Linked DNA regions of Mus musculus: all the other regions are linked to region 3. A link is a loop called in an ENCODE intact Hi-C map of the cell type or tissue named here. Cell type or tissue: heart. All regions are shown on one strand. Links, peaks and the distances in the headings refer to the core of each region. The heading gives the core; the rest is flanking DNA.

What was found. Hi-C counts contacts between places; a loop is a spot of excess contacts. Peaks named below come from ENCODE experiments on the same cell type or tissue, not always from the same donor. Only the 100,000 strongest peaks of a DNase experiment are listed, where the experiment ranks them.
Region 1: it touches region 3 in a loop (2.9-fold over the local background); 2 of 42 quality-filtered maps call a loop at or near these places.
Region 2: it touches region 3 in a loop (6-fold over the local background); 5 of 42 quality-filtered maps call a loop at or near these places.
Region 4: a loop joins it to region 3, with 2.8 times the contacts of the local background. A loop is called at or near these places in 4 of 42 quality-filtered maps.

What each region holds. Positions count from the first base shown.
Region 1 is chr1:45,445,234-45,453,420 of GRCm38, reverse strand. The region is part of intron 1 of Col5a2 (collagen, type V, alpha 2); the gene reads left to right. Among named protein-coding and RNA genes, the nearest start is that of Col5a2, 54 kb to the left of the region's middle. In heart, for the core only: a CTCF peak has its summit at 4,389 (motif pointing left); no DNase peak of the experiment used is centred there.
Region 2 is chr1:45,623,299-45,631,485 of GRCm38, reverse strand. No RefSeq gene overlaps it. Among named protein-coding and RNA genes, the nearest start is that of Gm23216, 58 kb to the left of the region's middle. In heart, for the core only: a CTCF peak has its summit at 3,434 (motif pointing right); a DNase peak (open chromatin) is centred at 5,355.
Region 3 is chr1:45,496,880-45,505,066 of GRCm38, reverse strand. It overlaps Col5a2 (collagen, type V, alpha 2), which reads left to right and starts at 1,785. Exons shown (of 54, transcript NM_007737.2): 1 at 1,785-2,246. The coding sequence starts at 2,153. In heart, for the core only: a CTCF peak has its summit at 3,477; a DNase peak (open chromatin) is centred at 1,946; H3K4me3 peaks cover 2,771 bases; H3K27ac peaks cover 2,319 bases.
Region 4 is chr1:45,427,565-45,435,751 of GRCm38, reverse strand. It overlaps Col5a2 (collagen, type V, alpha 2), which reads left to right. Exons shown (of 54, transcript NM_007737.2): 6 at 807-860; 7 at 5,744-5,854. Among named protein-coding and RNA genes, the nearest start is that of Col5a2, 72 kb to the left of the region's middle. In heart, for the core only: a CTCF peak has its summit at 3,685 (motif pointing left); a DNase peak (open chromatin) is centred at 5,111.

The sequences.
Region 1 (8,187 bases), core at 1,721-6,720, 52 kb after region 3:
ACTGCTGAGTAATGATTCCAGTCTTACTTAGAGTTCAATGCCTGTTCTGGCAGTGGTTTGGAAGGGAGATTTATAGTAAAACTGATCTTTGCATCTTTTCTTCAATGAGATTGCCTGATTTTTATTAGTTACAAAATAACAAAACTGAAGCTTATACAGAGAAGAACATAATTTAGTATTTGTTTAATTTGCTATATAGTCCAAGTATTTGAAAAAACTAGAAATTTCCCCATTGAATGAGAGTGCTCCTTGCCTAGTGCCCTGTTCTCCTGAACCCAGTTCAAAGGAAAGAGAGGACAAAAAGAATGCTTGAAAATTTCTTTAGAAAGTATCTTCAAAGTGTTGTAAACTTTTTTGTAATGAAATAAATGGGATCTTAAGGACTTTAGACTGTTCTGTTGATTGTAAAATTAAAAAAAATGTTCAAAGTGGGTAGCAAAATAAATTAGAAGAAGTTAACTACTGCAATATCTGGATATTCTCCTTCCCCTCCCCCCAGATCTCTCTCCCAGCTCAAGTTGGCTTTGAACTCAGTATGTAAACGAGGATAACCTTGAACTTCTCTCTATCTCCTGCCTCTAACTCCTCATTACTTGGATTATAGGTGTATACCACATATTTGGATTATGTGGTGCTGAGGACGGAACCCAGGACTTTGTGAGTACTAGGCAAGCACTCTATTTACTAGGCTAATCCATAGCCTTCAATGAATAGGTTGTGTCTATAGACACTAATTATTCTTTGATATCAAGAAGGATAAGAGAATGTTAAATAGAATGTAAAGACAGGTAAAAGATCATAAAGAGTTAAAGTGATTTTGAAAATCTCTCTTAGATAAAACATCTAATTTTGTATCCATCTGAGTCTCTTATACATAATATTAAAATACTACAAAATCTTTGAAGTAAGTTTCGTAATAAGTAAAAAAAATGTATAAAATGTCCATTTTAGATTAAAATATATGTACTGAAAATGTTAATATTATATAGGATCCTCATAGTCTCAATTGTTTCATATTTTTGTAAGTATGGACCACACTTGAAATAAACAAAAAAAATGCTGTTTCAATGCAAATTATGAAATAGCGCAGGATTAAAAGAAATCATGTCTGCATTCAATATGGTCTATATCTCATTATTGGGCTCGCTCTACTCTATCTCTACTTTTTCTCTATCTCTCTGTCTTCATGTGTATATGTGCATGTGTAGTTAACTTGCATGAAGTATGTTAGGCCTTTCTAACTACTGTATGAGGACAGTTTTACCTCATTCTCTGTAGTATTTTTGCAGCTATTCGTGATTTTGAGCTGTGTGTTGTATCTCTGTGTGTAAACAAAAGTGTTGTAGTTTGAATATGCTTGGCCTATCAACCCCTGACCCATTGGTCAACTATAAGGAGGCCTTGTTGGAATAGGTTTGACATTATTGGAGGAAGTGTGTCAGTGCATAGATTACCTTTGAGGTCTACTCATGCTCTGCCCAGTATGGAAGAGAGTGTCCACCTAGTTGCCTTTGGATCAAGATGTAGAACTCTGGACTCCTCCCGCACCAGGGCTCCCTGACAATGCCATGCTTCCCACCATGATGGTAATGGACTAAACCTCTGAAACTGCAAGCCAGTCTGAATTAAATGTTGTTCTTTAGAAGACTTGCTGTGGTCATGGTGTCTCTGCACAGCAATGGAAACCCTAATAAAGACAAACAGTTACAATAGATCCACAACAGCCTGAAAGTCATCCTTGTACACAGAATTATGGATGAGCATTGCACATAAGTATGTGTAATTTTAGCTCCATAACTTGGTCACAATTATTTATATTTCCAAATGACACATGGAAAGAAACCTAAGTAATACCGTAAAAGAGATTGTTTGCTTTTCATTTTTCCATTTCAAGTAAAGTAAAAACAGCAGTTTTGCTAGTTAACTGAAAACCTTTATTTACCATTAAAAACTTTTAATGGCAGTATTAAAAAAATTACTTGTGCTATCATTTATCAAGGCCTTTCAGTTGTGGGCTACTCTGAAAGTGTATATGAGTTTTCCTCTTTGTATTTTCTCAGGTTTCTATAACATCTTTAACATTTGTCATTGTTGTTTAAGAATATAAAATTAAATTTGTTCTTAGAATAAGAATTTAGCTCAGCTCAAATACTTTGGATGTTGTAGATAAATCTTTTGCACTTGGGACAAAAATACTTTGTTGTTTTTTTTAAAATTTCTGAAATTTCCGTCAGTGCTCATTGGATGTTTCTGGTTCTGGGCTTGCAAGGTATGAGACAGTTTCAGGGTAGGTATATTATAGAGATAAATGGCTTTCCTCTGGCAAATAGGAGGGGGAGAGAGAAACTTACAGGAAGTGGCCAGTGGCAAGATATATACTTCAATGACAACTCTTAGCCACTTTATCCAGCCTAGCCCCATGTACTAATAACTCATTCAGCTGTGAACTCAATGCTTTAATCCATTGATAGAGTTAGTACCTTCATGGTTGAACCATTTCTGAATAGAAAAAGTTGGGGACCATAATTTCAGCACCACATATCCAAACACAACAAAAGCCTACTCTTATTCACTTAGTTCATTGACAGACAGAACAGAAAATGGAAATTTAGACATATATATATATATATATATATATATATATATATATATATATATGTGTGTGTGTGTGTGTGTGTGTGTGTGTGTGTGTGTGTATGTATATATATGTATATATATATGTATATATATATATGTATATATATATATACATATATATATAGTACCTTATTAAATTAAAACAAAGTAGATTTAAAAACAGATGATTAAAAGTACCCACAACCAATTTGATACTCACATATGTACCCACCTACTTGAACAAGACATTGAGGCTGAGTGGAAAATACAGCCAAATCCACTTCCTCTGTCTCTGGTGGCTTGAGATGTTTCCAACTTCTAAAGCTCAAGAAACAATGGCCATAACACTATTGGCTTTAACAAAGCAGAGCCTAAAGAGAAAAATGGATGTCCTTCCTTTTCTTTGCCTCTTGCTGATAGGAGCTTTGAAGGGGCTTTGCTTAAAAGAAGCTCGAGAAGCCATAGATCTTAGGCTGGCCATGCCTTGGTAAAGACACTGGCCCAGTGCAGAGGTGCTTGATGCTGCTTGCTGTTGCTCCCTTTGTGTCACAAGAGGAAAATGAAGTGAGTATAGTCTTACAAAGACGTTGACAATAAGAGAAGCTTTAAATAATGGTATCTCAGATCTTCACAATCCCAGCACAGAATGGTGTGAGCTGCTGGATCAGGAAGGCAAGTGTTCTAAAAATCAAACTATTAAGAACATGTTTTTCCTTTGTATTTGGCCTCATAGATGTCACACGTTCTTATAACACTCTTTCAGAAACCACCACATTACCCACTGCCTTTCATTCAAAATAAGGATCTGAAGTGCATTTTCTCTGGGAATTTAAGTAGAGGAAAGGAATGAAAGTGACATTTTTTCAATACATATGATGACAGGCTAGGTATCTTCCTTTGACTTATGCCCTCATCCACACTATATATGGCATCAGAAAAACATTCCTGAGATGGACACTATTTTGAGTCTCAAGGAATTTACTGCTCAGTAGAAGATCAGAACAAACAGTTGACTGAACAAGAGAGGAGAAATTATTATAGCATAAGGATATTGCATAATTTCTACAGAGAAGAACTTCAGTGAACCATAGTTAAAGGCTCTTAGATTATTTGCAATTTTTAGTTGTAAGGCATAATAGTAGCATGAACATGGATTTAAAATTATTGTCTTTAGGTTCAGTGAAGAACTTTAGTTATATGATTAGGATTGTATTTCTGGGTCACAAAGGTTTCAATATGGATCTGTCTTTCACTTCTAAAGATTTATTTGATTCTCTCTCTCTCTCTGTCTCCCTGCCTTTCTCCATCTCTCTGCCTCTCTGTCTCTGTGTCTTTCTCTATCTGTGTGTGTGTGTGTGTGTGTGTGTGTGTGTGTGTGTGTGTGTGTGTGTGTGTACTATGTGTGTGGAGATATCTTTGGAGGCCAGAAGATATTGTACTCCCTAGAGCTGTAGTCACAGGGCATGGTGAGCTTTGTGGGCTGGCAAATCAGCTGAAGTCCACTGCAAGAGTGGAAAGGGCTTTAATTCCTGATAATATCTCTCTATCCTGTTCCCTCCTCCTGTACTTTTTTTTTCTTTTTGAGATAAAGTATCATGACATAGCACTAGCTGGTTTTAAACTTGAGATTGCTTATGTAGTCATTTGTTTTGGATATATACTATGCCTGAAGAAATGGAAATGTGGGGTGTGGCCCATCCTTGGCAAGCAGCACTTTAAAAAACTTAGTTTCTGATTATTTATTGTTATTAGAAGGTGGGTTTGCTCTGCCATCTAGTGATTAAGAACTGTACTTAGACAATTAAGTTTGAAAGCACATAGATTTATACGAAAACATATCTCTGAAAAAATTTTAAAGCAACTGTGCTGATTTCAAGTAAATATGTTCAAATACATCTCTCCATCTAGAAACCCATGCCAGGACTATGGTGGTAATTCATAATGGAGTCAGTCTCCTGGGGCATTTAGTAGAAGAAAAATAATCCTGTTGCTTGGAAGATAAAATGTGGGAAATTATATCACAGAAATCAGAAAAGAATAAAAATACTGCCAGATCGCAACCTCTTCTAGATTTTAGGGACCTCAATAAATTATAAGTAGAAACAAGTGCAAGTAGTACAAAATGACAGATTTGTAGGCTGTTGAGTGTGTGTGTCTGTGTCTCTTTGTGTTTTATAGGACTTAAATTTGGATTCTAGATGCTGAGTTGATTAGCAGAGTCTTGAGGGCACTACTGGATTTCTCAATATGTCATTTGAAAATCCATACATTTTTTGCATTGACACAATAATAAGGTGATGACATTATTTTTGTAACTCTATTCAACAAACTGATCACCATTTTGTTTCCTCTTTTGCTTTTCATTTAAGTAAATGCAATGTCCAAACAGAAGGGACAATAGCCACACCATGTACAGCTGCCATATCAGAACACAGAAGAAATAATGCAAGGTGCTGTTTTGTAGCCTTCCTCACTTGGCATACATCTTTCATTCACACATGAACAGTGAGCCTTCACTGAGCCTTCTGTGATGGCAACAAATTCTTGTATGGGCGAGGAGAAGGCATGTTCAGTCGTGAATGTGGATTTTTCACCTCCTGGCCATTTAAAAGCATTCCAAGTACATGTCCATATTATCTAAATTTAATTATAAATTCTCAGGAGAAAAATACCAATAATGAATCTGGGTGTAAAATCTAAAACCAGCTTTTAGTGTTGACATTTAAAGAAAAAGCAGTGTAGTGACCTACTTCTCTGCTCCTTGAGCGTAGTTCACATAGTCTTAAATTGCTCTTGTTTGTGTTAACATGGGACTGAAAGGGTGAGTCTTTTTTTCCAACACTCCCACTCCTTTTTTCTTAAGGCCCAAGAACAAGTTTATTTGGCATCCAGAAAAAACACTACAGATTAATTGAAAATTCCAGCAATCATTAGGAGATGATGTAGAACAAGACATGCCTTTTAAGTTAAGAATACTTTATTAACGAAGACAAAACTATTCCAAACAACACAGATGGAATAGTGAGCTGATTTGGAAAGCCTTTTGGGAGCCTCTGTTGAAGTAGCTTCTGAAGTAGGATTAAGCCATTTGTTGAAAATTTACACATCACCTTGTATATATTCTTGACTTCCAAATTTTTTAATTTTATTTAATTTATATTGCATATATTATACACATCTAATAATATACTGTATCAAAGATTACCTCATTATAACATATAAGTTTAAATTGGTAGTTGATAGCATGTAAGTTTTTTAAAAATATAAATTATATAGCATAATGTACTCTATATTAGTGTATTTAATAACTTATATATTTTATTGTTTCAGTAAATATAACTTCAAATATTGTATATTAGCACTATATATTACAATCCATAGATATAAACATATGATGTTACATAGTGATATATTTTTAAAAAACCAAACATTTATGTGTTCATTATTTGATCAATCAGCACATATTTGCTAACACCCATCCCCACTAATATGTTTGAACATTATTTACTCCCGACCTTGATCACTCAAATTGTGAGAGAAATAGTTATTTGTCTTTACAGAGAATTTCATTTTTAAGCAATGGGTTTAAAACCAGTAAATTGATAAATACTGTTTCTTTAACCATAAAATTTAATGAACAAAATATTTTATTTTAAAATTACATTTATTCGTTAACTATCTGTGCCTGTCCACGTTTGTATGGAGGAGATTGGCAGATAGAACTTAAATATGGGAGTCAGAAGACAACTTTGGGGTCTGCTCTCTTTCTTCTCTGTGCATTCCCTGGGGTTAAACACAGATCATCTGGCTTGGCTAAGGGTGACTTTACCTACTGAGACACCTTGCTGGCCCAGCAGTTATTTTTAATTTATGTAGTTAATGCAATTCTTCAATTGATTATGAATACAAGTCCATGTTTATAGAGATTGTATTTTAGAGATGTTTATTTGGAAGTGGAATGCTGTCTTAGGGTCTCTATTCCTGCACAAACATCATGACCAAGAAGCAAGTTGGGGAGGAAAGGGTTTATTCAGCTTACACTTCCATGCTGCTGTTCATCACCAAAGGAAGTCAGGTCTGGAACTCAAGCAGGTCTGGAAGCAGGAGCTGATGCAGAGGCCAGGAGGGATGTTACTTACTGGCTTGCTTCCCCTGGCTTGCTCAGCCTGCTCTCTTATAGAACCCAAGATTACCAGTCCAGAGATGGTCTCACCCACAAGGGGCCTTTCCCCCTTGATCATTAATTGAGAAAATGCCTTACAGCTAGATCTCATGGAGGCATTTCCTCAACTGAAGCTCCTTTCTCTGTGGTAACTCCAGCTGTGTCAAGTTGACACAAAACTAGCCAGTACAATTGACCCCTTGTCAACTTGACACATAAACACATCACTAGTAAGCCTCAACCCTTACATTCTTATTCATCCCCAAGTTCTAAATAACTTTAAACATCCCACTGTCTTTACATATTCTTAAAATTTCAATCTCTTTAAAATATCCATCTCTTTTAAAATCCAAAGTCTTTTTACAATTAAAAGTCTCTTAACTGTGGACTCCACTAAAATAGTTTCTTCCTTCAAGAGGGAAAATATCAGGGCACAGTCACAATCAAAAGCAAAAATCAATGTCCAACCTTCCAATGTCTGGGATCCAACTCACAATCTTCTAGGCTCCTCCAAGGGCTTGGGTCACTTCTCCAGCCATGCCCTTTGTTACACATGCATCGTCCTCTAGGCTCCAGATGCCTGTATTCCACTGCTGCTGCTGCTCTTAGTGGTTATCTCATGGTACTGGCATCTCCAAAACACTGCATGACCCCTTCAGTCCTGGGCCTTCAATTGCAACTGTGGCTGCACCTTCACCAATGGCCTTCCATGGCCTCTCACAGTGCCGAGCCTCAGCTGCTCTGCGTGACCCCTTCATGCCTTCAAAACCAGTACCACCTGGGTGACCCTTACATATTATCAAGTCCCGCTGCAGCAGGAGTACAACCTTGGCTATCTCTGGAACACAGCCTCTTTGTGCTTTCAGAAAGCACTTCCCAGAAGATGTCACCTCAATGATGCTGGTCTCTTCTTAATCACCGCTAATTTCTTAGCTCCAGCTAACCAGCATCAATAGTCCCAGTAATGCCAAGTTTTTGCTTTAGTAGTTCTGGTATCTTGTTAATCACAGCTGATTCTTCAGCCCCAGCTAACCAGAACCGCAGAATCTTCACAATCAAAACAGCAATGGGGAAAAGCCTCGAAGATATGGGTACTGGGGAAAAATTCCTGAATAGAACAGCAATGGCTTGTGCTGTAAGATCAAGAATCGATAAATGGGACCTCATAAAATTGCAAAGCTTCTGCAAAGCAAAAGACACTGTCAGTAAGACAAAAAGGCCACCAACAGATTGGGAAAGGATCTTTACCTATCCCAAATCGGATAGGGGACTAATATCCAATATATATAAAGAACTCAAGAAGGTGGACTCCAGAAAATCAAATAACCCCATTAAAAATGGGGCTCAGAGCTGAACAAAGAATTCTCACCTGAGGAATACCGAATGGCAGAGAAGCACCTGAAAAAATG
Region 2 (8,187 bases), core at 1,212-6,211, 130 kb before region 3:
AAGTGTGGACACTATGCCCCTCCTTAGATTTGGGAACAAAACACCCATGGAAGGAGTTACAGAGACGGAGTTTGGAGCTGAGATGAAAGGATGGACCATGTAGAGACTGCCATAGCCAGGGATCCACCCCATAATCAGCATCCAAACGCTGACACCATTGCATACACTAGCAAGATTTTATTGAAAGGACGCAGATGTAGCTGTCTCTTGTGAGACTATGCCGGGGCCCAGCAAACACAGAAGTGGATGCTCACAGTCAGCTAATGGATGGATCATAGGGCTCCCAATGGAGGAGCTAGAGAAAGTAGCCAAGGAGCTAAAGGGATCTGCAACCCTATAGGTGGAACAACATTATGAGCTAACCAGTACCCCGGAGCTCTTGACTCTAGCTGCATATATATCAAAAGATGGCCTAGTCGGCCATCACTGGAAAGAGAGGCCCATTGGACTTGCAAACTTTATATGCCCCAGTACAGGGGAATACCAGGGCCAAAAAGGGGGAGTGGGTGGGCAGGGGAGTGGGGGTGGGTGGATATGGGGGACTTTTGGTATAGCATTGGAAATGTAAATGAGTTAAATACCTAATAAAAAATGGAAAAAAAAAAAAAGAAGTATAAAGTCACAGCAGATGCTGGCGAGGATGTGGGGAAAGAGGAACACTCCTCCATTGTTGGTGGGATTGCAAGCTTGTACAACCACTCTGGAAATCAGTCTGGTGGTTCCTCAGAAAATTGAACATAGTACTACAGGAGGATCCCGGAATACCTATCCTGGGCATATATCCAGAAGATGTTCCAACCAGTAAGAAGGACACACGCTCCACTATGTTCATAGCAGCCTTATTTATAATAGCCAGAAGCTGGAAAGAACCCAGATGCCCCTCAACAGAGGAATGGATACAGAAAATGTGGTACATTTACACAATGGAGTACTACTCAGCTATTAAAAAGAATGAATTTATGAAATTCCTAGGCAAATGGATGGACCTGGAGAGCATCATCCTGAGTGAGGTAACACAATCACAAAAGAACTCAAATAATATGTACTCATTGATAAGTGGATATTAGCCCAGAAACTTAGTATAGCAAGATATAAGATACAATTTGCAAAACACATGAAACTGAAGAAGAACGAAGACCAAAGTGTGGACACTCTGTCCCTTCTTAGAATTGGAAACAATCACCCATGGAAGGAGTTACAGAGACAAAGTTTGGAGCTGAGACAAAAGGATGGACTGCCATATTCAGGGATCTATCCCACAATTAGCCTCCAAACAATCACACCATTGCATACACTAGCAAGCATTGGCTGAAAGGACCCAGATATAGCTGTCTCTTGTGAGACTAGGCCGGGGCCTAGCAAACACATATGTGGATTCTCACAGTCAGCTATTGGATGGAGCACAGGGCCCCCAAAGGAGGAGCTAGAGAAAGTATCCAAGGAGCTAAAGAGATCTGCAACCCTGTAGGTGCAACAACATTATGAACTAACCAGTACCCCAGAGCTCTTGACTCTAGCTGCATATGTATCAAAAGATGGCCTAGTTGGCCATCTCTGGAAAGAGAGGCCCATTGGACATGCAAACTTTATATGCCCCAGTACAGGGGAATGCCAGGGCCAAAAAAAAAAATGGGAATGGGTGGATAGGGAAGTGGGGGGGAGGGTATGGGGGACTTTTGGCATAGCATTCTAAATGTAATTGAGGAAAATACGTAATAATAAAAAATATTTAAAAAAAGAAATGTCTTGTTATTGAAATATTATGCAAAAGAATGGGACTAATATTAGTTAAAAGATCCAGATTGGTATGACTTATCTTCTAGGTATTTAATAAGCATACATGGAGACTATTCTAATGTGGTGAGAGAGATTGAAAGAGAATATTTTTCCTCTTGTCCTTTAAGGTCAATAAGGTCCCCGGAGACTGGCTCATCTCTTAAAATGTTCTCTAACAGTGAGAAGCCAATGCAGAGGAGAGAGTTCTACACTTTTAAGAGAAGATACAGTGAGGCTATTCAAGGCTTTTGACCAATTCTCACTTTGATGGACAACTAGTAAAACGAGGGCTAGAGAAGTCTGTTGTTCCTCTCAAGGCCAAGTGACCCCTGAGGATCTATTCTTGACAGTACAAAAAAGAAAAATTAATCTTAGCCACTGTAGTCTTAAACACTCTTCAGGAACATCTAACTAATGACTAAGAGGATTGCACTTTAAATGTCGGATATGAGTCTACATGAGATGTTATTTATACAACTATATCTCACTAAGAATTTTTTTCTGAATAAAGTAGCCATTCAGGTGCAAATGAATAGAAAATGTTGCCTCCTACACAGAGATGTTTAGATCTTTTTTTCTACTATGAGAAGAGTATCTCATTTTTAATTTCTATGTATGTGTGCTTTGCCTGGATGTATGTCTTTGCACCACATGTGTGTAGTTCTCATCAAGGCAAGGAGAGGTCGTGAGATACAATGGAACTGGAGTTACAGATGGTTCTGAACTGCCATGAGGAGCTGGAAATAGATCCCCTGTCCACTGGTTGAGCGGCAAGTGCTCTTACTCTGAAAGCCAATTCTCCAGCCCCAGATATTTATCTCTTGACTGTTACTGAGTATTTTAATTATTTTACTATGAAAATTTTGTTCTGCAAAGGTCATTGCAGTGAGTTCTAAAGAAATAAAATGTGTAATATTTATATTTAAATCTCATGTCATTATCTCTACATTGAATTCTATTCAGTCTAATGGGGTAGCTGCAAATGATATTCAAATTTTGTGGATAAGGAAGAGCAGGCATAAAACTGAGCAAATAGTCTGAGACCATACAGCTACTCATGCTGGTGGGATTTGAAGTGGCTCATCTAAATCCAGAGTCTTAATCATATCTGTACTCTGAATCAATAGGAGTGCATAGAAGTTGCTTACCAATTCTTGTAAAATATTTTTTGAGTTATATGAACTTTTCAGAGTTATATGAAACCAATATTAGGTCATTTAAAAGCTCTAAGTTCTGGTCTTCTCACAAAGTTGAATGTCATTTTATCACTGATTTCTCTTTTGGGCAAAACGCAGAAGTACTGAGGAACTTCTTCAGATGGTCCCTTTTGCTCTTTCTCTAGGCAGTCATCACTGGTAAACAAATAGACTACACAGTACTCTTTAATTATTTCACAATTTTATTTATGAGCACACATCACTCTTTACCTTCAGATGTTTTCAAGATCAAATGGAAGACAGTCAAGTTCACTCTTTGTTATGTGCAGAGAAAGACAAAAGCTGGAATTATCTGGAATAATTTGGTCATGTACTTCTGGTCATCAGTATGTTACCACATGCTGCACTGAAAGCACGGAAGGGAAGCACTCAGCCTCTTTCTGTATGTTCATGACTCATGTATCCAGGTCAAGTCCCGCTGGGCACTTGTCACTTCATAAACAGCAGGGGGCAACCTTTCCTTTCTGATCTTTCTCTCCACAAAGATGTTCTTGGATTTTGTTGAAGTTCCCAGAGTTCTCTTGGGGCATGTGATACCCAAAGTTGGAAATTATTAAATAGTTTGGATTCATAAAGGGTGAAATATATCCCTATGTTCACAGTCCTCAAAGTATTTGAGAAATTCTTAGGTGAGTAAGTTTAAAATCCAAATAGCAAAACTGAAGTTAGTGAATTTGTTGTTAATTTACAAAGCTGAAGGAAAATATTTTTTGAAATAAAGTGACCCAACAATCCCCACAATTTCAAACAGTTTGCAGTGAGATGAGTAAAAGATGCCAATTTGACAACTATGAAGGTCTAACAGAATGCTTTCTGCATTTCTGCAGGTTCTATACATGTATGACTGAACTTCAATGTGGATTGCTTGTATGTGTGTATATATCTATCCCATAATCTCCAGCATCAGATGTTTTTCTTTTCTTGTCTTTCTAGAGGGTTTGCAACTTCAGTGTATGAAAGTACCAGGATTTGTATGGTCTTCTTTGTACCATGTGTCCTTGTCAAATGAAGTTCACACTTGTCTAACTGGAGAAGATTGCTTAGAGAGTATAAGACATGTTTTCCCACGAAACAAATATAGGTATCTTGGTATTATCCTAACTTAATATCTGATAGGTAAACATTCTTTTAAAAGTTTATCTTGTCTGTGTTCATTTTTAGACATAATAGCTAATAATTCTTACAAAGAAAATTGTAAGTCTAAAACTATTTTGTGTTTTAGAATAATTTTTTTCTTTGCAAGAAATAAAACATTTCTAATATTTTAAATTTTAAACAATCTCTGTGTTTTATTTTTGAACTTGGAAGAAAATACAAAGTTACTTATAAGAAACATTTATTCACTTAAAGTAAGTTTTTGCAGACTGCATTTTACTGTTGAATGAGTGCCATAAAGCCTTCTAAAATCGCTGAATCCTGGAACTCTATCTGTGCTGTGGAGTATCTTGTTTGTGCCAGTATCTCACTGCTCTCAAAGGTCCTTTCCTGGCTGCAGTTTAGTATGACTACCTCCTGTTTTTCTCTCCAAGTGCCTCCCATGGAAATTCTTGAAAAATAAAGCAACGTTTCAACCCACACTTTAATGAGTGGACTGGAATCTCTATTCCATTAGCTATCTCAGAAGTGACTCATAGAATTGTCTAGCCTGTGCTTTCCTAACATTTTCCATCCACTCTAAGTTATTTCTTCATCTTTACTACTTGAGTGCTTTACATATTTGCCAGCTGAAGAACTGGAAATAAATGAGATCTATAGTTTCAAATTTGAATGTGTTGTTTGGGCTTTTAAAATGAAGCCCTGGTGATCTAGTATCTGGCAGAAATACCTTCAGAAAATTGGGCAGTTAGAATACAAGTTACTCAGCTACAATTTGCTTACTGTGAAGGCAAGCCCATGCAGTCTACTGTTTTCTTTTGTATCCATTCCTTTATTTGTTACCATTTGTTTCTGTGGAAGCACCTTTAGACACCCAAAGTATCTAGGTACTTCATTCAAAACAAGTACTGCCCTATCAGATAGGGTAGTGTCAGAAATACAAGACAAATGGGACATTACGATTGAGGAGGCTTCAAGTGTGTTCCCTGAGACAACGAAAGGAGGTGGAGCATACACTAATGAGCTGATCACTCGTTTACTTCATGGAGATTCTCACGTTCACATGAGAAATATGTGTAAATGCTATAGAGGACTGAGAAATTATTAAAAAAAAAGAAACAACTGATAAAAGTCATCTCCTTGTTGACACACATCTAAAATCTCTGCTCCCTTCACTTTAGCATTCCACTTTACCCGTAACCCAGAAGCTATGTCTCAGACACGTTCTTGATCAGCAGCAGAGTGCTTTGTGGGGAGACATGGAATAAATGACTCAGGATCTTGGCAGTTCCGCTGTGGCAGTTGTTGCGGTATGTGACCTCCTGAAAATCAGTTATTTCAGCTCAAGTTCAAGTTTTCTCTCTAAAAAAATTATAGTGTTTTCTGACTTGTCTATCACATGATATTTTTTGTTTTGAGCATCAAATGAAAGAGTATGGGAGTAGAGGGAAGCCCTATAGATGGTTCCGTTTGTCTTAGCTTTCTATTGAGGGACAGACTCTGAAATTACAAGCTGGAAAGAGTTTTTAAGGACTTTGTTAGGTAAAGTAGAGCTAACTTCCCCCCTCCCCCCAGGCTTTGGGGAATAGGACATTTGCGCATCGTGCAGCCTATCTAAGCAGACAGATGCTTACAATGATGAACAACAATTGACAGAAAAATACATTCCTTCTTAAATAAGACCATAGGAAGTTTGTGTTATCCTAGCATAACTTACCTTGCTCTTTAGGCTTTTAAGAGCTGACTATTGTTTGTTGCCTTAGAAACAAAAGGCTGGGGAATTAAACAAAGAGAATTAAAGGTCTTTACTGGTCCTACAAGTGATAACTTACTATGCTTTGAAAAAAACTCTACATGTCAAATTATATTTAATAAGATATTTGGGTAGAGAAAACTAGTAGCATGGAAAATATTGTTATATAAAAATATGTTTTGTAGTACTAGAATAATGATATTTTTGACTGAAGCAGGTAGTTTCTCACTATGTATTGAGCATTTTTTTCCAATTTTTTATTAGGTATTTTCTTCATTTACATTTCAAATGCTATCCCAAAAGTCCCCATATACCCTCCCCCCTCCTTCCGCTCCCCTACCCACCCACTCCCACTTCTTGGCCCTGGCATTCCCCTGTACTGGGACATATAAAGTTTGCAAGACCAAGGGGTCTCTCTTCCCAATGATGGCCGACTAGGCCATCTTCTGCTACAAATGCAGCTAGAGACATGAGCTCTGGAGGTAATGGTTAGGTCATATTGTTGTTCCACCTATAGGGTTGCAGACCCCTTTAGCTCCTTGAGTACTTTCTCTAGCTCCTCCATTGGGGGCCCTGAGCATTCTTAAGAGGATTTTTAAAATTTTGATATTCTATTAATAGAATTGTCTCAACATGTCATATTCATTTTAATTATATGGTATCAGAGCTTTGCTCTTAATATGAAAACCAAGGATGTCAGATACTCTTGAATAGATTATACTTTTCACACCTTAGTGGCATAGGAATTAAAATAGTTTCTTTTTGAATAAAAATATTTCAGGTCTATTTTTATTTTAATTGTACATATGTGTGTGCCTTTCTGTGTATGCTTGTGGGCGTCTGTGAGTCTGCACATGAATGCAGATGTTTGCAGAGGCCAGAAGCATCAAATCTTCCTAGAGCTGGAGCACAGTCAGTTGGGAGCCTCCTGACATGGGTGCTGGGAACTGAACTTGGGTTCTCTGCAAGAAGAGTGATTAAGACCATGCTCTTAATTAGTGATCCATCTCTCCAGCTGGGTTTGCCTCGTTATGTGTGTGTGTGTGTGTTTGTGTGGTGTTGTGTTATATGTGTGTGTGATACATAGATTTGAGTGTGCAGGTATGCATCTATGAGTAAATATAGATGCTAGAGCACAATGTTGGGTACCTTCTCTTATTCCTTGCATTGAGTGCCTTGAGAAAGGATTTCTCATTGAAAGTGAAGCACACCACTGCAGCTACAGTGAGCTCTTGGGATCCACTTGTTTCCACCTTCCCAAAGCTGCTGGGGTTATAGATATGCACAGACATAACTGTTTTTTTGTTTTGTTTTGTTTTTTGTTTTAGTTTTTGTTTTGTTTTTGTTTTTGTTTTTCATGGGCTCTGGGGATTTGAACTCTAGCCTCATGTTTTCAGGATAAATACTCTTAGCTAGTGAGCCATTTCTGGCCTTATATTAAAGACTTACACCATGATCACTATTCACATCAGAGTCTTGCTCACTGATTCTACTCAAGGACAGACACTGACAGAGTGTCTAGCCATCTCCTTAAACTTGACTCTTTCAAGGCAATAGAGAGGACCATCCTAGAATTAACATGTATCACTTTGTCTCATAATCCTGTAGACAGAATGAGTCACATTTCCTACATTCCCTTCTAAATAAATAAATAAATAAATAAAGCCAGAATGTGAACCTTACCACATACCTGTAACAAAAAGGAGTAGAACCAGAAGTATTTGGTTAATAACAACAATGAATAAAAATGAAGACAGAGTTCACAGAAATTAACTGGAGACCATTATATACCATCAGTCCTACAAAGACTGTGTAGAATCTAGGAAAATAAGAAACAGAAAATGAAGAAGATATATAATTAGGGATGCAGAAATAGGAAAGAAAAGGGGGTGAGGAAGAGGAATAGAAGGAGTGAACATTTTGAAAATGAATAATGTGCATGCATAGACTTGTCTTTACAAACTCCCTTGCATAATAACATTTAAAAATGAAAGGACAAAAATATTGCTATCATTTTCCTTGAGATCCTGTGTGAAATGATTTCTGCACAGTGTCTCATCTACATGAAACAATAAAACCAAGAAGTGATTTAAACTATTACCTCTCTTCTAAAACCAGAAAACCAGAAAACCAGATGGGAAAAATGAAGAGTCATCTAATGGAACAGATACAGTGGGAGTTAGACTCAGAGCTGTCTGATTGCAGAAGGAGCAGCTATAGAATCCAACCTTCAGATATCTACAATCATCAATGCTTGCATTAACAAGAAGGACATATTCTTGTGTTAAGCATGGCATGATTTCCTTCTTTTATTGATGGGAAGAGGACCCCAATGGAGAAAGCCAT
Region 3 (8,187 bases), core at 1,331-6,330:
TTCTCTATGTAGAGTTGGAGCCTTCTGGTCCTTCCTCTAACCAGTTTGGCATACAGTTGCTTCTTATTTCAGCTCATGGTGAGGCAGACATGGTGGTGAGATTTTATGAGTATACGCATAAAATTCTGACATTGTTAGGATTCCTTTGTCCTTACAGACTTTCTACCTCCTCTTCCTCAATGTTCTCTGAGCCTTAGGTTCAAGAGTAGTTTGATAAATGTATCCATTGAGACTGGGCTACACAATTCTGCATTTTAATTGATTGTGGTTTTCTGAAGTGATTTTCATCTGTTGCAAAACAATGTTCCTTTGATGAGGGATTAACAAGAGCTTTTACATCAGGGGCTTTTTCAGCTATTATTCAAAGAATTAGAAGAAATTTGATTTTTGTTCCTTATTTAGCCCATTCATTAAGTATGAGCAAGACAGCCATGGGAACAGCAGTGTGTTGGTGAACGAATTCACTAAACAAAGGCAGGTCTTGGTGACAAGTTATTTTCAATGATACAGGGCTAGAAAGTTGTTTTTGGAACTTCTCCAGAGTTTAGTTCCACCTCTCAATTTAAAGCATCTTGGATTTCTTTATTAAGGAAATTAAATAGTAAATGAAGCCTCATATACCTATTTTAATTTATACTATCCCTTTTCTTTGCATTTATTTGGGGTTTAGTTAATTCCACACATAGCTGTATATATTGTTTGTATTTTTTTGTTTCACGTAGATATATTTTTTCAGCATTTGCATACACATGTTCCTTAAAGGTGATGGATGCTGACTTTGTTTCTAGTCTGCCATAATCCTTCCTCTATTCAGTGTGTCTCAGAGCACCTGTTCAGTGCTGAGTAACTATGAACAATTGAGTCACACATGACATGTTATGTGGGGCTTGATCCAGATCCCCCAGAACGCACACTATCAAATGAATTAGACTGTCAAAAACACTGAGGGCGTTTAAATCTGTCAAGCTTGAGTAGCACACAAAGTTAATGCCTTGCTCTTTACAGAAATATGCAGCTAGGACTACCACATTCCGTGGAAAGCTGGTGTGGGGTTCATAACAGCATCATTCACTTTTATGTAGCTCTTTGTAATTTAGAATCTAGTTAACAGCATATTGCTCAGTTTAGTGTCACCAGATCCTGCACACTGGTCAGGCCAAAGCCCCTTTTCTAACAACAACAACAAAAAAATTTGGACAGTTAAGGACTATGTATAAATTCACAAAATTGGTGAGTTGGCAGATCTGATATTGGAACCTACCCTTTCTGAGACTTAAACCAGTGTGTTTTCCTCCCTCCACAAGCTTAGTGAACATATTTGTTTTTTAACACAATAGCATGCTCTGTGACGAGGAGAACGTATAGATGTGCCTACTAAAAAGATGTGGAAATAACTCAATGTAAAGTATCTCAAGTTCATTTTGTATTGGCCATATTCTGCCTCCTTTCTTCCACAATCTTCTCAGAGCATAGGAGAGGGAGGAGGATGAAAATTGGGACAAGAATCCTTCCTCCATTGCCAAAAGAAAGGGTTAAAAAAGTGACGTTTTAAAGGCTTAAGTGGCAAAGAGAATTCTGAATTATTTAAGTGCAAAAGAAAAAAAAATCCACTAAAAGGCTGTAATCCTCCCTAAAGTTTTTTTAGTGTCTCTGGAAAAAGTCAGTGGGTGTGTGTCTGGGGAAGGGTTGGGGAGGGTGGATCAGACTCCTTCTAATAGGCTTTCTTTAAAAAAAGAAGAAAAGAAAACACACACACACTCAAACAGAAGGAGAAATAAAAGTTTGTCTCTGTTGAGAAGCTTCCTCTGTGCTTAAAATCTACAAGAAGCACTGAAAACTCAAGTCGCAGAGGCGCGCGCTCTGATTTGGTTGTTTACCATCAATCAGACGGTTGCTTGGCAGACACTGGATGGTTATGAGCCTGAACAAGCTGAAAGGGGCAGGAAAAGAAGTGGAGGCAGCATTCTTCCTATTTAAAGCTGCACCGCTTGAAAAAAGTTTTCGCAGACTGTGCCGGACCTGGTGCTGAAACAGACTGAGGCAGCGCGGGGACTGGTGCTGAAAAAGAGCCCCCAGCGGAATTCATGGTGCTACAGTGACCTCAGTATCTACTCTTCGATCCCAGGAGGACCCACATGTCTCATATTTAGACATGATGGCAAACTGGGTGGGAGCAAGACCTCTCCTCATTCTTTCTGTTTTATTAGGGTACTGTGTCTCAATAAAAGCCCAGGAACAAGAGAATGGTGAGTTTGCCTTTTGCTTTGCTTATGGTGTTTATGGCTTGGTTTGGGAACTAGATGGAATGTTAAGCTTCAGGAAGAGGATAAAGAGAAGACTCTGGTTTGAAGTTTGAGAAGGGGGCTCTAGGATTTGTAGCTTGGCTCTGGAGACTAGGCACATTTGCAAATCCGGAGCTTCTGTGCGTGCCCTGGCAAAAAGTGGGCTTCTGACATCCTGTAAGAGCCAGGATATCACCAGTCTTTTTTTTTTTTTTTTGCCGGAATGTAAGAGTGGGACGTTTAAAAGAAAACAAGAGTGCTTAAAACGGAGCCCCGGAGGCACTTTTAGTTAGAGGTCTGTCCTGTGGGCAGGCGCTTTCCAAGCAGGGAAAGCCGCTGCAGCAGAAGCTGGGCAGGGTGGAGTCTTTCCTGTGTGAACTTCAGCAGCTTCATGAAAGTCTTTGTTTAGAAAAACCTCTCCAGCAGGCAAATCCGATAGTTCGGAATTTCCTTTGTCTTTGCTCTTTATCCTCCCCTCCTAAAGTTTTCATCTCTGATCTTAAAATCGGGTTTGCCTACAGAGAGGGAGTCAAGTTTATTTCTCCATGACAGACTCTGATAGAAACCAGATTTCTTAAATTTCTGTGCTTTCCCACCCTACTGACTTGATTATCAGGACAGCATGGTTCCTGGGTGGATGGATGAAGGCAGGAAATTCTACTTGGAACAGAGTATTAAGAAGGACTTTCCCCTTAGACCCTTCCTTTCTCCCTTTCTTCTTCTCTTCCCCCGTTCCTTCTATTTTCTTTTCTTTTAAGGCATATCTTGCTTGGTTACTGTTTTGTTTTGTTTCCCCTATGTGATTTACATATGTTAGTGCTGGGATGTATTGTTAAGCAAAATGGCGTGGCTGCTATAGAATAAAACTTAAAAATAAAATAAAATGGGCCTCGTTGATATTAACGTTAACTTTTGAAGGTTGAAGTGTCAGAAACAGATACATTCTCATTGTAAGAGGCCAGCATAGATCTGAATCTCTGTTAGCATCACACTCAAGCTTCCAAAACTTAGCAATGTGCTAATCGTGTCTGTAACTGTCTTTCTCCTGTGTATATCCAGCCATCTGTACGAATATGTTTTCTGCCTTTCTGATTTTTTTTTCTCTAAAAATATTTAGAAACTGTGTTTAGCAACTGTAAGTTGTAGAAATCCCAAGGTTCTGGAGATAAAATTCAAGTCTGTCAGCAGCCCCATAGAGGGAGCACTTTTCTAAAATCTTAAAACTTTAAAATCAGTTTCTATGCTTCATAACGTGAGGAAACTTATGAAGGGTGAAACTTGCGTTTCCTCATAATGTCATGAAAAGTCTGTGCTGTTCGCAAACGCAAAGAACAAAGAAGTTAGGAAAGAGGAGAGCACATAGCAGCGTTAAGATAGAAGCAAAATGTCTGAGTATCAATGAATCTGTCCACTCCCCTCCCCTACCAGAAGACTAACTCTAAAATATCTATACAGACTTTATTCTCAATTTATGTTAAAATGATGTGCTTAATTTTTGTAATGTACAAAAGTAATCGAACATGTGTGTAAATGAAAGATGTAAGATGTTCAAAAGTCTTAGAAGGTAGGTCATGTGCTAAAACTCTTGTCTAAGTCATTGCATTTATTCTGTAGGTCTTACTGAGAAATGAGGGGTTTACTGTTCTCTAAGATTAATTTTCATACATTAAGAATAGGTGGCTTGGTTCAGAAAGTCTTTGGGCCAACCCTCCTTTTTTTCCTTAGTGTCATTAAATAGCAGAGAAATTCAAACCTCAAACCAAAGATTTTTGCCAAGAAAGTAAATTCTCTCAGATTTTACAAATATTAATTCAAATAGATGTAATGAAAATTAATAGCATAAACCTGAATGTATGAGTAAGGAAAATATTGATGACTCAGTAATCTAGTATATCCACAGCTTACATTTCCCATGATACTGTGTGGACACTTCTTATACTTCATTTACCCGATTATAATATAGCCAAAAATTTTTGAACTTGCGAAAGAGTCATTGTGGGAAATGTTCTATATTAAGGAAAAGTCTAAGGCTTATATGTCAAGAATATACAATTTTCAAATCATTGCTAAATCTAGCATGGGTTGTGGTATTTCCTTTGTATTCCATTTAATACACGTTGCAGAAATATGACACTGTGTGTAAGTATGTACTTATAAGCTTAGCCTTTTCCTTCGTCGGCCTGATGGGAACACACGTGGATGCTAAGATAGAGTAAGTAAAGATTTAGACATTTCTGGATAAAATACAATGACCTTTCACTAAAGTCTAACAATTGATTTGGATTTTAAAAGATTGTTAGTAACTAAAAAGAAAGAGTTTGGGAGTTAGGCTCACATTAGTTGAAAGTATAATGTAGTCAGAATCAGACCCAACATGATAAAAACAGCTTTTCAAGACCTCTCTCTCTCTCTCTCCCTCTGATGTGTATTGTGTAGGGAGGCCTTGGAATGTCCTAAATTTGTTTGTTTGTTTCTTTTTTTTTCTTTTCTTTTCTTTTTTTTTTCTTTTTTGGTTTTTTGAGACAGAGTTTCTCTGTATAACCCTGGCTGTCCTGGAACTCATTCTGTAGAACTGGCTGGCTCGAACTCAGAAATTTGCCTGCCTCTGCCTCCCAAGTACTGGGATTAAAGGCATGTGGCACCACACCCAGCTGCCCACATCTGTTTCTTGTAAAAGAAAAATGCTAGACTATTTACAGTAAAAATTTATTTCCAAATCAAACTGTAACATCTAGGGAGCTATGCACATTTTTGTTACTAATTTAGGCATACTCAATCTTTGGGAATGATCTTTGTTATGAATCAATTTTATTCAATACCCCATGAGTGATGGAGAGAGAAAGTTTAGAAGGAGATATGCATGAACTGTGCACTTCAGTTTTTTCAGAAGCCAGGCATGTAACACAAGAAGTGATACAATAGCTTTGTGTATTAGCAGTTTGATGGGACTTGTAGAAAACTGAAGACACAAACATGGCCACTTTAAACTTTCCAAATTAACAATCATCTAAAAGTATTGCATAAGCCAAATTCATTATGTCTAAGGGCCAAATCTGGCTCATGGACTACAAATAATCAATACCCATGTTGCAGCCCTATACTGATATTTGGTCCCAAGCCAACTACTAACTAGGAAGAGAAAATGTGCACACAGGATTTTTAATATTGTGGTGTCTTACATTTTTATGATGCTATATTTGTGATTTATCTTGTAAGAATATAAATAGGAATCATTCGATTATGACATTCAGAAGTATTTAGATAACAGCATTAGATACTTTGTACTTAGCATCATTTCAAGGGAGGCACAGAGAAACAGAGAATGAATATATATAGTTTAAGATATTTACGTTCATAGATTGTTCTACACTTACTACTATCGAAATGATTTTATTTTAGAGGGCTTCATATATTAGAGCACAGTTTCAACAAAGGAGATTATAACAGAACCTTGTTTTCTTACTCAAAAGAGGCTCTCAAGTAGAGTAAAGAGCTGGTATATTGAAACTGGTTGGGGACTCAAACTTTAATTCTCTTCATTCTTTTATCCCTAGTGGATGGTCTTCGAATGCACAGTCCTTAGTGGCTGCTGGGTGATCCAGCTATTGCATGTAGTTTCTTTGGCATCCAGATAAAGAATGAAAAAGCTGGGATTCTGCATTTTTTAACTGGAACCTTTTATGTCTTCAAAACATTTAAACTTATTTATGTTTGCCTGGAATTTAATCATATGGCCACAAAAGGTGCAAGAATTAGCAGGAGAATGTAGAATTTTAGGTGGACCATATGGTAAGATGCTCAACTATGGAATACACAAGAAAGAATTGCTTCAGTGGACAAAACGCTTGAGTGACACACTGGATAGTGTTCATTTCCGTGAAGAATGCAAAACTAAGAATATGTCAGAAATATATACTAAACAACATTGTAGCATCATAACATCTCTCTGAAAATACTCTCTCTCTCTCTCTCTCTCTCTCTGCATGAGAAGTTAGGGAATTCATTATACTGACCAGTGCAATATGTGCTCCCCCTTGGTTTAGGATTCCATAAAAGGTCACCTGGAGATCTTGTTCTTGATATGGCTTCCAGGTTTTATCCTTTTAAATATATCTAGGAAACGTGGATATGGTCTGAGAATCAGACCTTTGTAGGTGACCTTTGTTCACACTAGTGAAGCACTATGTTATGCTTTTGACTACCCTTCTTTTAATATTGACGGAGATCACATGTCTTCTATATGCACTAAAAAGTGAATGCTAGGACTTTGGTTTCATAGTGACTCATTTTACTTATCCAGCAGACTGAAGTTTGTAAGTAAACCACTACAATTTTGACATTTGAGGAAAAGATAATCCCAAAGCCAAACCTTCTCATAGCATTAGGTGAATAAATCTGCTATACAGAGGACACATGTAATTCAAATGTATGTTCAGGCAAATGTGAGTTCATTTTTCATTCTTCTTCCTTTCTTCACACATTTAACACTGCACCTCAAGCCTGGGTGGATTACAGTGATCACCCCAAACATTCACTTAGTTCAAGGTGCAAGATGAAACAGAAGGAGCAGGCTTTGTGCTGAGAAGGTGTGATGAGAAGGCTGGAATCTGCTGATCTGAGGTGACAGTATGAAATAATTTTAACCATACAGTTTGCTCCATGTCGAAGGGTAAATCATGTGTCATTGGCCTTATGAAACTTATGTAAGGTTTGGATCTGAAGATATTTTAACCTAATGTTTATCAATTCTAAGATCACAACACTGAGGAGTGTTATGTTTATATATGAGAGATACAGTAATGATAAAAGGGAAAGATTATAGTAGTTATTAATTTATCATATAAATTTGGGTAGATTTTACAAGGATTTTAAAAACCAAATTTATATTAGAGGTGATTAATATTCTTTTATTCACCATTCTTTGTGATTTATTTCTGCAGACCTAGATATGAAATGAAATACTATCAATTTACTGAAATTTTGAATTTCTTTGGACTTTTCCCCATGAGTGTGTATATGATCATATGTATACTTGGGTGTGGGTACACATGTGTATGGAGGCCATAAATTGACATTAGGTATCTTCTTCAACTGCTTCTCAATCTCACTTTAAAATTTATTCTTAATGTGTATACATGCATGTTTGTTAGTGTATGTGTTTGCATGATGTATGTCTATGTCACATGTACACGACATGATTAGAGAACAATTTTGTGGGGTCATTTGTCTCCTTCCATTTTTGATGTGGATTCAGGAGATCACTTTCAGATAGATAGGATTTACCAAATGAGTTCTTGGCCTTTGATTTTATTTTTTATTTTTAAGAGATTATCCATTTGTTTTTATTTTGTGTATCTGAATATTTTCCCTGCTGTATATGTATATCTGGTGCTCTCAGAAGTTAGGCCATCAGATTTGGAAGTGGAGGTACAGGTGTTTGTGAGCTGCCACATGGACGCTGCAAACCAAACCTGGGTCCTCTGCAAGAGTGCCAAGGGCTTTTGTTTTCTGAGCCCTCTGTCCAGTCTCCAGTCCCCTCAGCTTTGCGAACAAGGCAGGATAGTTCCCTGGTTGTCTAGAATGATGGCCATTATGCCTCTTGTGTCTGATTTTCTTGTGCTAGGAGTGCAATGCAACTTTTTATGTATGTACTGTTTATCCTAATTCAAGCTCCCATGTTTGCATAGCGAACACATTACCAGCTGAGCCATTTCCATAGTACCCGATCATTCCTATAACTAAAAATATTGCACTAAAAGTTAAATTAATCTGAATGATACTGACAGGATTTTTACCTTTAAACGTCTTTCGATGTCAACTCTCCTTTCCATGTCTCATGCGCATGGGAAGCAGTCCTTCCAGCTGTGACTTTAAGATGCAACTTTATGGACATTTTTATCTTGCC
Region 4 (8,187 bases), core at 1,731-6,730, 70 kb after region 3:
AATCAAGACACATAGTTCCTACTTTTCAGGAGGCTGAGACAAGAGGATTCTTAGAGCCAAGGAGTTTCAGGGCTGGTCTGTAAAACAACTTAATTCAAAATCAAATAAAACAAAAGCAACAGTACTGTTTGTTGAAACAAATAATAATTTTGAAATAAAATATTTGTAAGTAGAACAGAAATTGTGGCAATTATAATTTGATTCATTATAAGTAGATTATATGTGTGTAGGTATGCAGTAAAAATAATATATTAAGTCAACTAGTGAATACATGAAGTGACATAAAACTGACAGCAGCAGGCAGACCAGTGATGACTGACCCAGAACATTGTGAACCTGTTTGAATGCACATATTTTACCAGACAATTGATAATTTAGGATCCACACTTTTATGCAAGTCTCCACACCTGAACTCATTTTTATTTGTTGTTGTTGTTTGTTTGTTTGTTTTTTTGTTTTTTGTTTTGTTTTTGTGCCTAGATCTTAATGGCCAATGATTCACACTAGGAGAAGTAAAAATGGTGCTTAAAAAGACACAATTAGTTTTTACCCTAATATGCTTACTTACACAGCATCTTTCTTTATGTGTCATCTAATTCTTTACAGATCTTCAAACTTCACTCTTAATTCACTCTGCCCTTTTGTGGGTAAAGTAATCATACACACAGACTTTGCTGTCCAGTCTTCCAGTGCTCTAAATTGAAATGTGATGTTTCTGTGTCAATGTTCTTATATCAATTGAATCCTTAAAATATCATTCGTAAATGTTTATGTTCATAATCCTCATTTATGCTCTTATGCTCTAGGGCCCCCCAGGATCACAAGGACCAAGAGGGGACCGAGGCCCTAAAGGAAGACCTGTAAGTGTACATGAAATGAGCTGATTTGCACTTTCTACCTTTGAGGCACTGTTAACAATAAATTCTACAAAATCTATGTTCGTGAAATGATCTTTTAGCTGTCCAAATTCAGAGCAAATTACTGCATGAAAATTATTGCCCACTGTTTACTAGAGAGATAGTATAACTGAAATCACTTATCCTTTATAAAGTCAAATTAAAATCAATTTAACTTAAGAAACAGGGTTAGTGAATTGTGGTGAGATCGCATGTTATCATTCATTGGTAAATAATGAGAAGAATGTGTAGCCAAGGTAAAACACCCGAACTCTATGACTTTTAGTTAGCAGTGAAATACACAACTGGATAGAGGAAAAAGACATTAATTAATGAGTAAAATTTACACAGAAAATTTATTTACTTCTAGTGTCCTTAAAAGGCATCTAAACATTTCACCAAAAACAGAACACTTTTACAATGGAGCTGTCATCAGGGATGGAATTCATAGGCCTGTAGGTGAATGACAGTTCCCCCAAGCAAGTTGGAACCATTTGTGGTGGGAAGAAACTACATTCTCTCATTCTGCTGTGCATTCTCCATTGCTGTCCCACTGAACTACTTCACAGAATTAATAGTTTAAAAGCTTTTAGCTCTTCAGGTGTCACTAGAGAATGAAAATGATAGGCAGAAGGTGAATTCAATTGGGTGGAGTCAGGGTGGTTACACAGAAAACATATTTTACCAATGTACTTGTACTACACACACACACACACACACACACACACCTCTATCTATCTGTCTGTCTATCTGTCTATCTATCTATCTATCTATCTATCTATCTATCTATCTATCTATCTATCTATCATCTATCTACTTATCTATCTAGATCTAGATATTTGATGACACTGCCCAATGACACATGGAAGTTGCTATGAAAATAATGATTGCAGATTCAGAGTTTCTGGCTAGAAAACTATGAGTTTAATCCCTATCCCCTGTCCCTTTTTTTCTTTCATAGCGAGGTAGTTGTTTCCTCTCTTAGTCCCACGGGAGAGAATGTTGATCAGCTATAATTCTGTGTTTGGGTATAAAAATAAAAGCAGCTATTTAAAAGAGTATAGAGCAACTACTACTGCAGGTGACTTCTTTCTTCTTCTTCTTCTTCTTCTTCTTCTTCTTCTTCTTCTTCTTCTTCTTCTTCTTCCTCTTCCTCTTCCTCTTCCTCTTCCTCTTCCTCTTCCTCTTCCTCTTCCTCTTCTTCTTCTTCTTCTTCTTCTTCTTCTTCTTCTTCTCCTTCTCTTCCTCTTCCTTCTCTTTTTTCTCTTCCTCTTCCTCTTCCTCCTCTCCTCCTCCTCCTCCTCCTCCTCCTCCTCCTCCTCCTCCTCCTCCTCCTCCTCCTCCTCTTTCCAACTCTCCCCAAATATACTTCTCTGTTTCTTTGAGAAAAGAGCAGGCTTCCCAGTGATATCAACTGAACACAGAGTAACAAATGCAATAAGACTAGGCATAACCCCTCAGACCATGGCTGTATAATGCAACCTGGTAGAAGATTTTTCCCCACAATCAGGTAAAAGAGTCAGATGCTCTCACTCTCACTGTTAGGAGTCCAATAACAACAGAAAAACCCCAGTTAAACAACCACAGCATGTATGCAGATGCCTCATTAAGGCCTTGTGGTTGCTGCTTTTAGATTCTTTGAGCCTGGGCTAGAGAGATGGTTCAGGGATTAAGAGCACTGACTGCTCTTCCAGAGATCCTGAGTTCAAATCCCAGCAACTACATGTTGGCTCACAACTATCTGTAATGGAATCTGATTCCTTCTTCCGGTGTATCTGAAGATAACTACAGTGCACTCATCATATTTATAAGACAAATAAAATCTTTAGATTCTTTGAACCCTTGTGAGCCCTGTTTAGTTGATTCTGTAGACTCTGTTCTACTGGTGTCCTTCATCCCTCTGGCTTCTACAATCATTCCTACCCCCCTTCTTGTATGAATACATTCCTCTGATAGTCTGAGCAGTGGTAATATATGTGATTTGTAGTTTTTGCTGATTATCTTGGTATAAATACCATCACTAATTTCTAGCTACAAGCATATCACAGAATACTGATAGGTAGAAGATTTTGATTCATAACACAATCCTCCTTGGATATATTTGCTGGATTGAGGTCTTTACTGTCACAATAAGGAGTGGTATAAAAATAATTCCAGTTTCTAGTACTATCAAACAATACAAATCATTTACATCATGTAATGTGGTTTCTCAACTTTAACACTATAAAAGCCTTGAACCAGATAACTCCTTATATGTTGTGGGATTGTTGTCAGTTCTACCTACCAGATGCCAGTAGCAACCCTCATTTCTCTTCTAATTGTTGCAAATAAAAATGAATTGATGCTGCCAAATCTAGGCAAAATTGTACTGGATTGAGTAGTAGTAATTAGATAGAAACTCATGAAGCCAGTGACCACCATGATTCTGTCATCAAAAGTCCCTGGTTTAGAGTGTATTATTCAAATTGCTTCACACTCAAAGGTTTTTAGTCTAGAGTACATTATTATCCAGGTTACTTCATGTTGACAAACTCGTCATTTATCTGGAGATGAACATTCAATCATATGTTAAGTACAAATTGCATGTGACACCTAAGGAGTCACCTGTGCAGTGAAACATGCACCAATTATTGCAGCTGTAACATTCCATAATGTACCCATGTGAGTGGTTACGTGTGCAGGACTTTGTGCAATCAAACTGCTAACCCGCAGGAGGTACAAAGTTCTTGTGGAGTGTGCAGCTTTTCTTCATGTGAACGTTTAAAGTTTGCCACCTAGTGGCCATCCACAAGTACTTTTATGCAGAGTGCTGCCTGAGAGTATTCTGGGGGATGGAAGAAAAATGATGATACACAGAACATTTCCTTCCCCAACACAAAATTTATATGACTAACTTTAATTGGAAATATGAAATGTATTTTAATGTATCCCCAATTATAGTTTATTTTTATTTTCATCAGCAAAATGTCTACATAATGTTTTTCTTATTCTCATTAAATTTCATTTTGTTTTAGAAAAATTTCATAAATGTTTATTAATTTAAATCTCAAATTGTGCTAGACCAAAACACAATGGATATTTAAAGGCGATTCCAGGAGACTAGAGAAGAGTCCAAATCAGACCCAGCTTGGTATCTGATCCATCTTAACCAACGAATACATTAGCAGTTTAGAGAGTTAAACTAACCAGATCTCTTTTGGTTCACATAAAAAAATAAATATTTTTTTTCTGTTTTTTGGAACTGTTTTTGGAGTTAACATTTTATTTTATTTTATTTTTTTAAGATTTATTTTATTTATTATATGTAAGTACACTGTAGCTGTCTTCAGACACACCAGAAGAGGGCGTCAGATTTCGTTACAGATGGTTGTGAGCCACCATGTGGTTGCTGGGATTTGAACTCTGGACCTTCGGAAGAGCAGTTGGGTGCTCTTACCCACTGAGCCATCTCACCAGCCCCAACATTTTATTTTTGTTACCTTTTTTGTATATAATAACAGTTATCATTTAATAGTTTAATTGGGGGGCAGTGAGAACCATGAATAAGCTCAAGTACTTCTCCAGTGTTCTGGTGTAGAGGTAAAAGGTGTCTACACACTGTGTGATCCAGGAGCCTGACTCAAAAGCTGGAATCAGCTTGCTCATGCCTAAAGAAAGAGCTTAGCGAATTGCCAGTAGTTTAGGGGCAAGAAGGAGGTTGATTTTTTAAATGTAGAAATATTTTTCAAGAAGTTTTGAATTTTCTAGACTGACTTTTCTACCTAAATACAAAGGCATAAATGGCTTTTTTTTTTTTTTTTTGGCCCAATACTGAAAGACATGGATTCTTGAATATAGCAAAGTATGGTTAACCAGCTGCTTCAGCTTGTTAATATTGCTGCATTATTGGTCCTAACTGTGGGCCAAGAAGAGCTACCCTCTTGACTAAGAATTAGAAGCTTCCGTTATTTTTTAACAGCAGCATACCACTTTACTTAAACTCCATGTTTAGTGATAAAAGTGAAATTATCTGGTGACTAATGTGTTCTTCTCTTTCTTATCGGAACTTATTAAGACTTTTAAGATTAACACACAGACACACACACACACACACATGCATGCACACATTCACATGTCTGATGTGAATGATGAAGCTGGGAGATGTAGCTTTTTCAGACTTGAGGACTTGGCTATTTCCCAAGCTGTCCTCAGAATGTGGGTTAGGAGGAGGGCGGGGCTTGGCAGCATGGCTTAGTGATCACTCCTCTGAGAACTAGACTCTGCTGGATCACAGTGCCTTGCCTCTGAATTCTCGTTGGTCTGGTTGACCACTTGGGTGAGAAGGAAAATAAAATGTGCCAGACTTAAAGTATAGAAGAGTGAAATGGGCAAATGTTATCCACAATGTTGGAGAACAACCATGCACCAGATATTCTGCAAGTCTTGTGTACTTTGGAAGATGAAATAGACCAAAAAACTCTACTGAGGTCTTTTATACTTTTGGATAAGATAGGGTGGACTCGGGTTAAGCAGGCTCTTTCTAGTTAACTATAACATGTTGTAACAAGACAGACGAGTGAATTTAGAACCTGTTTTTAAAATTCACATAAGCATCAAAATCTCACCAAACAAAGCTCATTCTAAATGCTGCTAAAGTGAAGTGATTTTCTGATTATTCTAAGATTTCATACATCAAGTACAATTCTTACCAAGACTACATTTCCATAGCAGAAGTGCTGGACTGTGTTGACACTGACAGTGTTTAGATTGTCTGTTTGTAATTATCATGACTGCTATCTAAAACTGCTTTTAGCTTTCTACGGACACATTTTAAGATGGTTCTAATGACAGCTGGTTTTCTTTTCTAGGGTCCTCGTGGTCCTCAGGGAATTGATGGAGAGCCAGGTGTGCCTGGTCAGCCAGGTGCTCCAGGGCCTCCTGGGCACCCCTCTCACCCAGGACCTGATGGCATGAGCAGGGTGAGTTGTGTGTTCTGGTTAGTGTAACAACTAGGTTACATGAAAGTCATTAATTCATTCTTATGTTATTAGACTGTATCAGTTCAGAGGTTGATGGCTTACTCCAAAACCTGTATAGTAAATGTGGACCTCCTATGAACAACAGTGAAACTGATAAATCCATGATAGATTGTTGGAAAAACACAAAGTGTTATTTTCTGAAGGCTTGTATCAAACTATTTGCTTTTATTCCAAACCTTTGGGTATCCCATCCCACGGGATTCAGTTATTTGTGGGTGCAAGGGGGAACGCAAACCTGGAAGGAAATGGGAGGAAGAGAAAGAGAAACAGGAGACCAAGAAGATGGTACCTATCAAGGTCTCGTTTATTATGCTGAGGTGCCTTCCTTTTAAAGCATACATCATGGGGAATAGGGGAGGGGTCGAGGGGGAATTTTACAAAGAACAAAGAAGTGGGCATCTGCTGACATGGGGGCCGAAGTCAGGCGCCAGGCAGAGGGCACTCTGCATCTTATCTCTGGAACATAGATCCTCCTTGACAGCCTTGGGTGTCAGGCCAGGCTCAGGCGTAACTCATGTCCTTGGATGTCATGGGAGTTCAGGAAGAGATAGGGAAGAGGGGACTATAATTCAGCTTTTACAGCCTCAGGTTCCAGGAAGGGAATAGGGGGGAAGGGGGTGATAACCAGCTCCTAGCACAAGGCCATTTGGCCTGTTAGGGAGATTGTGAAGGGCTCACTTTCTCATGGGATGGTCTCTGACATTTGGGTTTTTTTGTTTTTTTGTTTGTTTGTTTTTTTCTGGTTGACCAAGGCACTGTCCACACAATGAACTAAAGAACATACATTTCTGTCCTGCTGTTTCCCAGACTACAAAAACACTGACAAAATCAATCCTCTGGGAGAGGATGCATGTCTATGATGATGGAAAGAGCAGGAAGTTGTACAGACTCTTGGGGCAGACCTTTTTGTCATCATGACAAATGCTGACAAGAAACAGTTTAAACAATAAAGGATTTGTTTTAGTTCACAGTGTGAGAAGTTTCCATCCATGGTTGCTTGCTCCATTGTTTCTAAGTCTCTGCTGGGGCAGAGCATTATGGACTAATGTGGGGAGATTAAATACTCCCCTTCTCCCTGGCCAGGAGAGAAGACAAATAAAGGAAAAGGTTTTGGAAAAGACATAGGTCTCAAGAACATGCCCCCAGTGACTAATTTTATTCAGCTAGACCTCATTTGTGTTTCTAAATCTCTCATCAGTGGATGGAGTCATTGATCAGGCAATTCCATAGACAAGTTACTTCCCAACAGTCTACTTGTAAACATTACACTGGGAACTAAGATTTTATTTTTTTTATATTTATTTATTTTTGAGATGCTCCCCTACCCCTATGAGTTTCAGATTTTCATTCATTCTTCTGGTCATCTGGCCTTCTTTCCTGTCCTTCCCCACACCTGATCCTGAAACCACCCCTATTCCCCTTCCCATCCTCTCCCTCACCCAGTCTCCTTCCTCCATCTTCTTCCTATGATTATTTTATTACCCCTTCTAAGTGACAGTTAAGCTTCCTCACTTGTGACTTCTTTCCTGTTTAGCTTCTTTGGGTCTGTGGAGTGGAGTGTGGGTAACCTGTATTTTATGGCTAATATCTACTCATAAGTCAGTACATACCATACATGTCCATTTGTGTCTGGGATACCTCTCTCAGAATGATATTCTCAAGTTCCACCAATTTGCCTACACAATTCATGATGTCTTTATTTTTAATAGCTGAGTAGTATTCCATTGTGTAGATGTACCACATTTTCTTTATCCATTCTCCAGTTGAGGGAAAATTAAGTTGTTTCTGGTTCGGGGTTATTTTGAATAAAGTTGCTATGAACATAGTTGAGAAAGTGGGGGGGGGCAAGATTTTAACACAGACCTTTTTTGGGGGGGTATGTTGGTGGAGCCACAGCCAAACCACAACAGGATTACAAATATTCCTTAAATGTTTATATCCTACTTTAATCAAATAAAATGCTTTGTTCTGTCTACGCAATTGAACTCTTGGTGGAGGCATATGCTACTTAGTATATCACATAGTACAGGTCAACTTATGGAGTCTGAAGATTATTAGTATTTTACAACTGTTCATGCATTTGCTTCTAATTGAAGAATGGTCTGCTTATTTTTTGAACAATACAGATATTTCCCCACTATAATCTGGAAATTAATAAAGCTGCTGAAATATAGTTGAACAATTTTGGCCAGTTTAATTGCCAGAGTATCTTAAAGGTCATAGAGAATATTTAAAACTGTTTCCAATTTTTGGAACAAGCAGAAATTGATTGA